Regions from separate parts of the Homo sapiens genome. Here region 2 is linked to region 1. A link is a contact called in ENCODE Hi-C or POLR2A ChIA-PET data. All regions are on one chromosome and are shown on one strand. The core of a region is the stretch at or near the end of the contact, and the rest is flanking DNA. Distances in the headings are between cores, read along the strand shown. Region 1 overlaps IGFBP-AS1 (IGFBP5 antisense RNA 1). Region 2 has its middle 22 kb from the start of TNP1.

What was found. A loop is a pair of places that touch in the nucleus more often than their neighbours do. ChIA-PET counts read pairs that join two places held with the same protein, here RNA polymerase II (POLR2A). Pooled maps may share reads with other maps.
Region 2: a loop to region 1 is called in a map of chondrocyte, with 2.6 times the contacts of the local background. The contact joins two enhancer-like sites. A Hi-C loop is called at or near these places in 6 of 168 maps with a recorded cell type or tissue (Right ventricle myocardium superior, chondrocyte and heart left ventricle) and 4 of 50 pooled maps. POLR2A ChIA-PET finds 5 or more read pairs at or near these places in 2 of 52 experiments (H1 and MCF 10A).

What each region holds. Positions count from the first base shown.
Region 1 is chr2:216,711,373-216,716,385 of GRCh38, forward strand. IGFBP-AS1 (IGFBP5 antisense RNA 1) reads left to right here. Exons shown (of 6, transcript NR_187138.1): 2 at 1,008-1,097. Among named protein-coding and RNA genes, the nearest start is that of IGFBP5, 18 kb to the left of the region's middle. Within about 2 kb of position 2,404, at least 13 of the 41 ENCODE cell types and tissues checked have a DNase peak (open chromatin) inside an H3K27ac peak, as active enhancers do.
Region 2 is chr2:216,836,029-216,840,947 of GRCh38, forward strand. No RefSeq gene overlaps it. Among named protein-coding and RNA genes, the nearest start is that of TNP1, 22 kb to the right of the region's middle. Within about 2 kb of position 2,268, at least 3 of the 41 ENCODE cell types and tissues checked have a DNase peak (open chromatin) inside an H3K27ac peak, as active enhancers do.

The DNA of each region.
Region 1 (5,013 bases), core at 1,154-3,653:
CTGCCTCAGTCACTGTCTTCAGGTATCACTGGGCAGAGCCCGTAGTATCCCTCTCACCCCACCCACTTCCCTATACCTGTCTTTAACTTCCCTTCTATTTCAAGCAAGGTCCGGGTTTCTGCTGAGTCTTCTGAGTGGTGTGTCTCGGCGGCCTCGGCTCTTCCTCCTTGACAATAGAAATGTTGGGGGTAGCGGGAATAGAAAAAGCTCTTGACCTGGCAAAGGCCTTGCAGGGCTCTGGCTCTGTTCGTTGCTGGAGCAACAGCAGAGTTTTTTTTTGTTGTTGTTTTTTTTTGTTTTTTTTTTTTTGTTTTTTTTTTAATAGGCACTTCTGGTATAGGAACAAAGAACAACAACAGAAAAACCCACTCCTTTAAAGTATGTACTTTTCTATGGCCTTGGATTTCATTTTTCTTTGCCACCCCGTGCCTCACCCCCAGAGTTCTCAGACAGGCCACACATCTTCCATCTTTCTACCCCTACATCCTTCCTATTTCTCAGAAAGCAAAATCCATTTACCTCCCCCTGGCCTTCCTCTCTCATCCCATTCCTCCTCATGTAGTGTGATTTGGAGAGTAGCTTGACTTTAATTGTCTGCATCTCATTTGACTCAAGTTTCAGAGGGACACCCTTGTTCAGAGTCTGACTCTGTCCGAAAACATACCAGCTGGGAGTCACACAAAACTGAGTTGGACCACGATGCCTCCCTCAGCTGAGTGACCTTGGTGTGTGCCATTTTGAGCTTCAGTGCTCCTCACTTGTAAAACGGAAATAATTTAACCCACAATGGTGGGAATGCAAAACAGGATAATATACATAACCTTCTTAAGCATACTGTTCAATAAGTAAATGGGCTTTCGACCTGAAGTTCCAACTCTTCACATTCACTGTGGATAGCAAAGAGTGTTCTCTCTTTTTAAGATAGCCTTGGCTTCTCCTCTTAATGTATTCCCCTTTCCTTCTGTACCAGGCCTAGTGATAATTGCCTGTCCTGCCTCTGTTCACAGGGAGCGAGCCTCAGTGCTTTGAACGCCTCCTGCTCCATCACAGTGACTGCTCAAGGCAGGACACCTGATCCTATCGGAATCCACCCACGGGTGAGTCTGGGACAATTCGATTCTCTCTTTCATAAATGAAAGAATGAAAGGCACACAGGAGGAAGGATCAGTTAGGGGCAGTCATGGGAGGTGAGAAGCCTTAGGAGGATGGAATATTGGAAGAAGGATAAGAGGAACAAATAGCAGCAGGCGAGGAGGATGGAATCAAGAGACAATGGCCCTGGATCACAAAGGCTTTTGGTTCTCCCGTTCCAGGGACCCATGACATCTTCCCCATTTTCCCATGACATTCCTGGTACCTTTTCAACCACGCCTCTATTCCCTTGAACTAGTTGGAGGGGGTTTCTGTTCCTTGCAACCCAAAGAGCCTTTATGAGAACACCGCCATGGATTTTCTGATTGTGAGTGCTGCTTGGCTGTCACAGAAGTCCTCTTCTTCTCTCACCTCGAAGGGTTTGGGCATTCTGTGTCTTCATGGAATGTCAACTCTGCAAGGTGCTGCACGACAGGAGTTCATTCTTCCATCAGTTTTCAAGCTAGACAACTTTCATGCTTAGGAAACTCCTGTAGCATCCAACAATGTTCCTCTTGCTGCAGTTTGAACTCTTCTTCTCATTGTTCTTCTTCTTTTTTGAGATGGAGTTTCGCTGTTGTTGCCCAGGCTGTGGTGCAATGGTGTGATCTCGGTTCAATACAAACTTGGCCTCCTGGGTTCAGGCGATTCTCCTGCCTCAGCCTCCTGAGTAGCTGGGATTACAGGCGCCTGCCACCACACCCAGCTAATTTTTGTATTTTTAGTAGAGACTGGGTTTTGCCATGTTGGCCAGGCTGGTCTCGAACTCCTGACCTCAGGTGATCTGCCCACCTTGGCCTCCCAACGTGCTGGGATTATATGCGTGAGCCACTGCACCTGGCCTTTCCCCCGGCCCCCGCTCCTTTGGAAGCCTTGTAGCTCAATTTTTTTTTTAATTGATTGGTTTCAAGGAGACCAGAGATCAGACTCTGAATTTCTCAAGGGAGAGATTCTGGAGACATAAAATCTGTTTTGAAAGTTTTAAACTATATCTTACCTTTGCAAGATGCCTGATGTTTTGGATCTCAGCCCTATTTTTTTGAGAATTCACCATACGTTCACAGACATCATCTCTTTGTTCCTTCCCACAATATCTGGCTGGCTCAGTGAACCCATTCTCCCAACCTGGAAATAGAAGCCTAGAAGAAGGCTGGCTGGGGGCTTGCATCTCTGAGGCAAGTCAGCTTTGGAAACCTGGGAAGAATGCCTCCTTTCCCCACTATCCCAGGCTCATTGCCAAGCTGCCAGCTAGAGACCCGAGCTCTGGGCAGAACTCATTTCAGAGTGAGTCAGAAACATGAGGGAGTCTTGTTCACACATGCCGACCAAGGGAAAAGCCCCAAGGGAGATGTTTCAAGGAGTCCTACCAGAGACTCGGGAGATCTTTTCTCTTCTCTATTGGAAGAGACAGCCCACCCACTTGGCGGATGCCCAGCTCTCCAGACTGAGTGCCAAGAAAAGAATAAGAGAGGTCCTGAGACCCTGGCTCCAGGGCCATGGTCTGTCTCTATGGAGTACAGGGTCGGGACCATTCATAACAGGCACAAAACACTCCTCTGGCCCTTTAGCAAGAGAGCTGCTATGACAGCACCCCCACTGACCTGGACATCTCTGTGATGTTACCTTAGAAACCAGAAAAAGCAATCTAAGCCACTTCTTTGATTTTCTCTAGCATCTGGAAATTAAACTTTTTACACGAGCCAATACTTTTAGCCTTTTTCTTAACCCAAACTTCCTCTCCCAGGACTGCTGTGGAGGGAGAATTTAGAACGGGTGAGCTAAGAACCTTCCGAGATGCCAAAGGTCTTTGACATTTGGTGAGTTTGAGTACTCCTAGTACTCAAGGGCAAGTGCAGTCTGGTTGGATCTCTCCAGGTAGGGAGCCTTTTAAAACCCCAGAATTTCCAGGTGGGCACCTCCTTCCTTTCAGCATTGCATGGGCCATGGCCATCAATGAGGGCAATTTCCTTGCACCACAGGTCCCAGGGACAGTGTCTCTGCGTGGCCTGGTGAGGGGGAAGGGCCTCCAAAATTAGATGACTAGATTTCGACTCATGGATGACATTCCTGAGTGAGATCAGGGGTCAGGCAGGTGGTAAGAGGCATGAAAAAAATGCACTACTCCCCAGCCCCCCAGCCCTGGGTAATATTTTAGATGACTACATGCAAATAGGGAGAATTCACAATGGATCGAGGTTCACATTAGTGGACAGAATGTTTATGTGGGCCTAGGTGAGAGTACCTCTGTGGAGAACCTAGAGGCAGAGGCCTGAGGGTTAGGGAAGCCTGATAAAATCTAGGGAGTCCAGTTAAATTTGAATTTCAGATAAACAACTAATAAATTGCAGTAAAAATGTGTCCCACTCCATAGTAGACACATTTATATTAAACATTATTATTATTATTATTTGAGACAGAGTTCTGTTCTTTTTGCCCAGGCTGGAGTGCAGTGGCACGATCTCAGCTCACTGCAACCTCTGCCTCCTAAGTTCAAGTGATTCTCCTGCCTCAGCCTCCTGAGTAGCTGGGATTACAGATGCCCGCAAAAATTATTTGTCTAAAATTCAAATTTAATTGAGTGTGCTATATTTTTATTTGTTAACTCTGGCAACTCCACTTGGGTGGGCCCAGTCCCTGGCATCTTCAGGTTTTTGTGGAGCTGGTGTGCACGCACATCTGCATGTAGGACATTTGGGGTACCAAGGCAAATAGAAATATCTAGGCCAGAGGTCATTTCAGTGTTTGTTTTGTTTTGTTTTTTGAATGATTCCGTAATTGTTAATTTTCTATTTCAAAACATTTCTCAAGTCCTTGGAGATCCTTGGAGAATTCCAGAGGCCCTCCAGAAACTTGACCGATAGATCTTCTTAATTAAATTTCTCCAGTAGGTCACTGGGAAGAAGGAGCTAGCTGGGAGTCTTAGAGTCATATGTGATCTTCCCCCTTTCTTTCTGTCATTATTTCAGATCGCTGTCCTGCACTCCTCTTTCTTCTCTCTGGCGAGCCACCAAGGAGATAAAATATGAAGCCAGAAGCCCTAAGAGCTTAGGCGTGGTGGGGAAAAATAAATCTTAGAGAGGTTTGAGTGCATGAGAGAGGGGTATCCAGCAAGGGCTTTGTGGGCGCGGCGAGAAAAAGCTTGGGGCTAGGACTCAGGGAACTCTGGCAGGAGTTGAATCAGTCCTCTGCCGGTCTAGGAATGGCAGACTCCACACAGCTGGCTCCGGGCTGTGCAAAGGGAGTGGCAGGTGAGGGCTGTTAGCCCCTGGCTCGATCCTGGAGCCAGGCATCACAGGTTGCAACAAACTCCAAAAAGATTGCCCAGGCCGGGAGCAGTGGCTCATGCCTGTAATCCCAGCATTTTGGGAGGCCGAGGTGGGCGGATCACGAGGTCAAGAGATCGAGATCATCCTGGTCAACACAGTGAAACCCCATCTCTACTAAAAATACAAAAATCAGCTGGGCTTGGTGTTGCGCGCTTGTAGTCCCAGCTACTTGGAAGGCTGAGGCAGGAGAATCGCTTGAACCCGGGAGGCGGAGGTCGCAGTGAGCTGAGATTGTGCCACTGTACTACAGCCTGGTGACACAGTGAGACTGTCTTAAAAAAAAAGAAAAAAAGAGATTGCCCGGAGCACTCTGGTTGCCCTGGAATAGCAGTGTAAGTGCCATTGCCAGGCTGGGATGTCTGAATCTTTTTGTTCAGGACAGATTTGCCACTGTTTGATGCTAGTTTGTCAGAAGACTTGACCAATATTAAATAGTGTTAAGTGTGGGACAGAGGTGAGGAAGCAAGCTGGTTCCAGGTTTCCAGCTCTGGCAAGCTCTCCTGTTTGCCTGGTAGGACGAGTCCTCTGGAACCAAGTGGTTCCTGTGGCATCCAGG
Region 2 (4,919 bases), core at 1,018-3,517, 120 kb after region 1:
ACTCACTTATTTGCTTGTTAGACCACTGGGGCTCTGGAAATTTATCATCATCCTGTTGGTGGCTCTGTGCTATGTAGAGAGATTATGACTTATTCACCCATTTGACAAATATTTATTGAACACATACTGTCTGCTAGGTATGGTAATGAAATAGTGGTTCAAGTATTCATGGCTTCTAACCTCAGAGGGCCCATGTTTAGTGAAGGGAGAGAGGTAGCAGTCACTAACAGAATAAGTCATTTATGAGACACATCAGGAAGGGTGCAAGGAGTATGAGTAACACAATGACATTCAGGGTGGTGGGGACCCGGGGTATGTAGGTAGGGTGGGAAAGGAAGGCCCTAAAGTGGGCTGGGGCCTGAAGTTTGACAATGACCAGCCATGGGGGATGTCAGCTTATGGGTGAGGGAGACAGAATATTCTAGAGAGAAGACAAAACTACCCCAAAATTTAGTGGCTTAGAACAAAAAGGTATTATTATTATTATTTCCCACAGACCTGTGGATTGATTGGCCTCTGCTGGGTGTCAATTCCCACCGGAGTCTCTCACGCAGTGGTAGTCAGACAGCTGCTGGGGCTGGAGTCATCAGAAGGCTGGACTTGGCTGAATGGATATTCAAGATAGTCCCTTCACTCCCTTGCCTGGCCTTTGGGTTAGGCTGGCTGGAATAGGTGGAGGTTGCTATCAACGCTCTCTCTCCATGTAGCTTCTCCACATGGCTAGTTTGGGCTTTCTAATGGCATGGAGGGCTCGGGATGGTTGAATTTCTTCTGTGGAGCCTGGCTTTGTCCAGAGTGAGCAAGGAAGAGGAAACCACTTGTCTTTTTAAAGACTAGACCTAGGCTGGGCTAGTATCACTTCTGCAGTATCCTGTTGATCAAGGAAGTCACAGTCCAGACTGTAGGACATGGAGAATTAGACTCTCCTTCTCAAAGGGAAAATGGCTGGTGTCGTCAAGGAGGGAAGGGATGGTGACCATCTTGGAGACAAGCTAAGGCTTTGAGATCAAAAAGGCTTGGTGTGTCAGAGGACCAGAAAGCCAGCCAGTGCTGCTGGAGCACAGGAAGGTGGCACAAGATGAGGCAGGAAGGATGGGCAGAGTGGTGTCCTCATAGGTAAATTGTGGTAGGGAATTTTGATTATTTATTTATTATTATTATTACTTTGAAATGGGGTCTCTCTCTGTCACCCAGGCTGGAGTGCAGTGGCACAATCATGGCTCACGGCAGCCTCGACCTCCCTGGGTTCAAGTGATCCTCTCACCTCAGCCTCCCGGGTAGCTGGGACTACCAGTGCACGCCACCACACGTGGCTAATTTTTCTAGCTTTTGTAGAGATGGGGTCTTCCTGTGTTGCCCAGGCTCATCTCAAACTCTTGGCCTCAAGCAATCAGCCTCCCTTGGCCTCCAAAAGTGCTGGGATTACAGGTGTGAGTCACCATACCTGGCTAGATTTTTTTTGTTTTTTAAGTCGCACAAAAGCCTTAGGTTTCCTTCTTTCCAAGGGCTGACAGCCATAAGGAGTCTTCTTTCTTTCTGTTCCAGTCCATCTTCACTTGCTGCCCATAAGTTATCCTAGAGCCTGGGCTCCAGTGCTGGTCACATGCTCTCTAGCCTCCCACCCCTTCAGTGAGTTTCCGTTGCTTCCAGAACCAGGCACAGATTGCCCAGCCTGGTTTCAAGAGCACTCTACCAAGTTGTGCACTTACACATTTTTTGTCACATTTTTGCCCAACCTGTCAAATTGGATCCCTTGCTCCTCCTCATCCCCCCACCAAAAGGTGCCATTTTCTCCCTGCCTCCATACCGGGTCACATCAGTCACTTGCCCTCCTATGGCCCCGTCTCCCCTTGTCTAAATCCTGCCCTTCCTTCACAACTTCTCCAATGTCACTTCCTTAAACTGAGCGAGCCCCCTGCGGCTCAGAAACCTAGTTCTTCCGGATTCAAAGCAGAGCTGATGCTTCGGAAGGTGCAGTCACATCTGTATGTGTCTTACTCTCACTTTCACAGGTCTCCTCCCCATTGACTCTAGGTCTTCAAGGACAGAAAGCATGCCAGCCTTGCTTATTCTGCCCCATGGTTCCATGCCTCACACACAGCAATCTTTCAGTCGATGTCTCTCAAATTCAGCAGTGGTTTCTCTGGGCCACCAGCCTCCAATTGTCTCTTTCTTTTCCCATGGCAAATTGCAGCATTCAGCTCCCAGCAACTCCTGATTTGTGGCCCCAAGGTTCCTGGCAGGTCTCTCCCGCAGGACCATGGAGCTGCCGTTCCCAGACGGCCAAGCCTGCACAGACCAGAGCCAGGTCCCAGGGAGATGGAGCGCTTCTGGTTCTGTAGACTTCCGTGGCTCCTCTCTCTCCAGCTGCCTTGCACTTGTTTTCCTTGGCAGGAGGAAGCCCTCAGTCACCACTTCATCTTCCATTTATAGGCATATATGCATCTTTGTTATTCTTTTCATAAAATGACAGTGTTCTCAGCTCAGAAAAGAAGAAAAGAGGGTTGAGGACCATGCAAAGCAAAGAATGCATTTTATACAAGGCCTCCAGCTTCCTGCAATACTTCTGTCCATATTGGAGAATGGAGGGCATTTTTCCTGCCTCTACTGCCTTCTCATCTGTGACTTAGCCTGTCCCACTAACTTCTCGCACTTCGCTGATGGGCTACTATGGGCTCCCCGGCATGAGTCATTGTCTATACCATCCTTCAGTCCTTCATCTGATGCTAGAATATTCTGAGGTCCAGAGTTAAGTTTTGTGAGCTCAGATGTGTTGTTTTTGTTGTTGTTCGGTTTGTTTGTTTGTTTGGTTTTTCGTGCTTTTTTCTTTTCTTTTCTTTTCTTTTTTGGTTGTTGTTGGAGACAGGGTCTCTCAGTCACAGGCTGGAGTGCAGTGGCAGGGTCTTGGCTCAATGCAACCTCAACTTCCCAAGCTCAAGGATCCTCTCACCTCAGCCTCCCAAGTAGCTAGGACTATAGGCATGCACCACTATGCCTGGCTAATTTTTATTTTTTTGTATTTTTGTACAGATAAGGGTCTCATTATGTCTGGCCTTGAACTCTTGGGCTCAGGTGATCCTCCTGCCTCCGCCTCCCAAAGTGCTGGGATTACAGGCGTGAGCCAGCACGCTTGGCTGAGAGCTCTAATTTGTCCATTGGTCAAGCTATACCTGAATGCAAAAAGGAAGAATAACAACAGTAAACATATTTGTGGTGCTCTTTATATTAGCCAGTGTTTTAAGGAGTCTATAAATAGTAAGTCATGTAATCCTCACAGTAACTCTATGAAGTTGTACAACGATTATCCCCATTTTACAGATGCAGGAACTGAGGTAAAGAGAGGTTACCTCATCTTCCCTTGGTCACACCAATAGTCAGTGGCAGAGCTGGGATGTGAGTCCAGGAAGGCTTGCTTCAGAGTCTGCATCCCTGACTTCTGGCCATGCTGCCTTAATTGGTCATCAAACTGAGACGTTTAACCTAGCAGGGTCACTTAGTCCTTCTTATATACCCAAGTGTGCTAGAAAAGAGTGTGTCTGAGGGTTGTAGGCAAGAGCCTGCACAGGTTTGAACTAATTCTTGGCACAGGTAAATCAATTTGATTCATATTCTGACTTTCCCACAGATTTATGATTCTTAATTTAGCATTTTGCACCTATTTGGAAGGATAGATCAGCACAGGGATTTATTGGTGTATCCAAGAGCAACCTGCTTCTTTTGGCTCCAGTCCATATCCTGGGAATTCACTAACTAATGAATTCATTTTCTTCTCTCCTTCCTTCATTCATCAAACTGTGATCCCATGCCTAGTGTGTGCAAAGCACCATATGGCACAAGGACAGGTGGAGAAAAAGAACACTAAATGAAACAGATATCATCTCTGCCTTCAGGCTGTGGGTGTGTGTGCACATGCATATACTCACAAGGAAACCTGAGACTCTAACTGTAACTGTCTGCATATTCTTTCGGGTCATCTTTTAGTATTCTCTGGAGTGCCGTATGTGCTGCATTTCACTGGTTTCCCGGAGTCTAGAATGCCCACATACACACATTTTCATAAGGAAGCCCATCGGAGCACAGATGCTCATACAGGCCAGTGGCTCTTCCAGCTGTCCAAACTGGATAGCCTAGTGACGGTAGAGTCCTGCCCCGGACTCTGCATGGGACTTTGTTCAGCTGAGTTAAGGTGCAGACTGGATTAGTTTCCCAGGGCTGCTGGGCAAATTATCACAGACTTGCTGGTTTAAAACAACAGAAATTTATTCTCTTAGTTCTGAAGGCCAGTGGCCAGTGGTTTGAAATCAAGATGTTTGCAGGATTGGTTCCTTCGGGAAGACTCTGAGGGCAACTCTCTTCCATGCCTCTCTCCTAGCTTCTGGGGCTGCTGGGAGCCTTTGACTGGTAGATGAATCACTCCAATCTGTGCTTCATCTTCACACGAACTTCTCTCTGTGTCTCAAATCTCTGTTGGCCTTTCTCTCAATGATCAGTCATTGGGTTTAGGGTACACCCTAAATCCTGGGAGCTATCATCTTGATCCTTAATTATCTGCAAATACCCTATTTTCAAATAAGGTCACATTCATAGGTTCTGGGCTTTAGGATGTGGGCGTATCATTTTTAGGGCCACTATTCAGCCTACTGCACAGACAGAATCCTTCTCAACTCAGTGTTCCTGACAGGTGCTACCAATTTGGCAGTATTGTCATAGAAATTAAAATCTATTTGTATCCCTAGGGTAGTACCCATTTATTTCCATGTCCATGTGTGTGCGCCTATGTGTAAGAATAAGGAATCCTCAGTAGTTATTTATTTTTTTGTTTGTTTGTTTTTGCCTGGAAGCATGTTTGAAGAGGAATGCAAGAGTGTTTCACTGACTGATAAAATATGTATCAGTCAGGTTCCAGAATTCAACTCAAA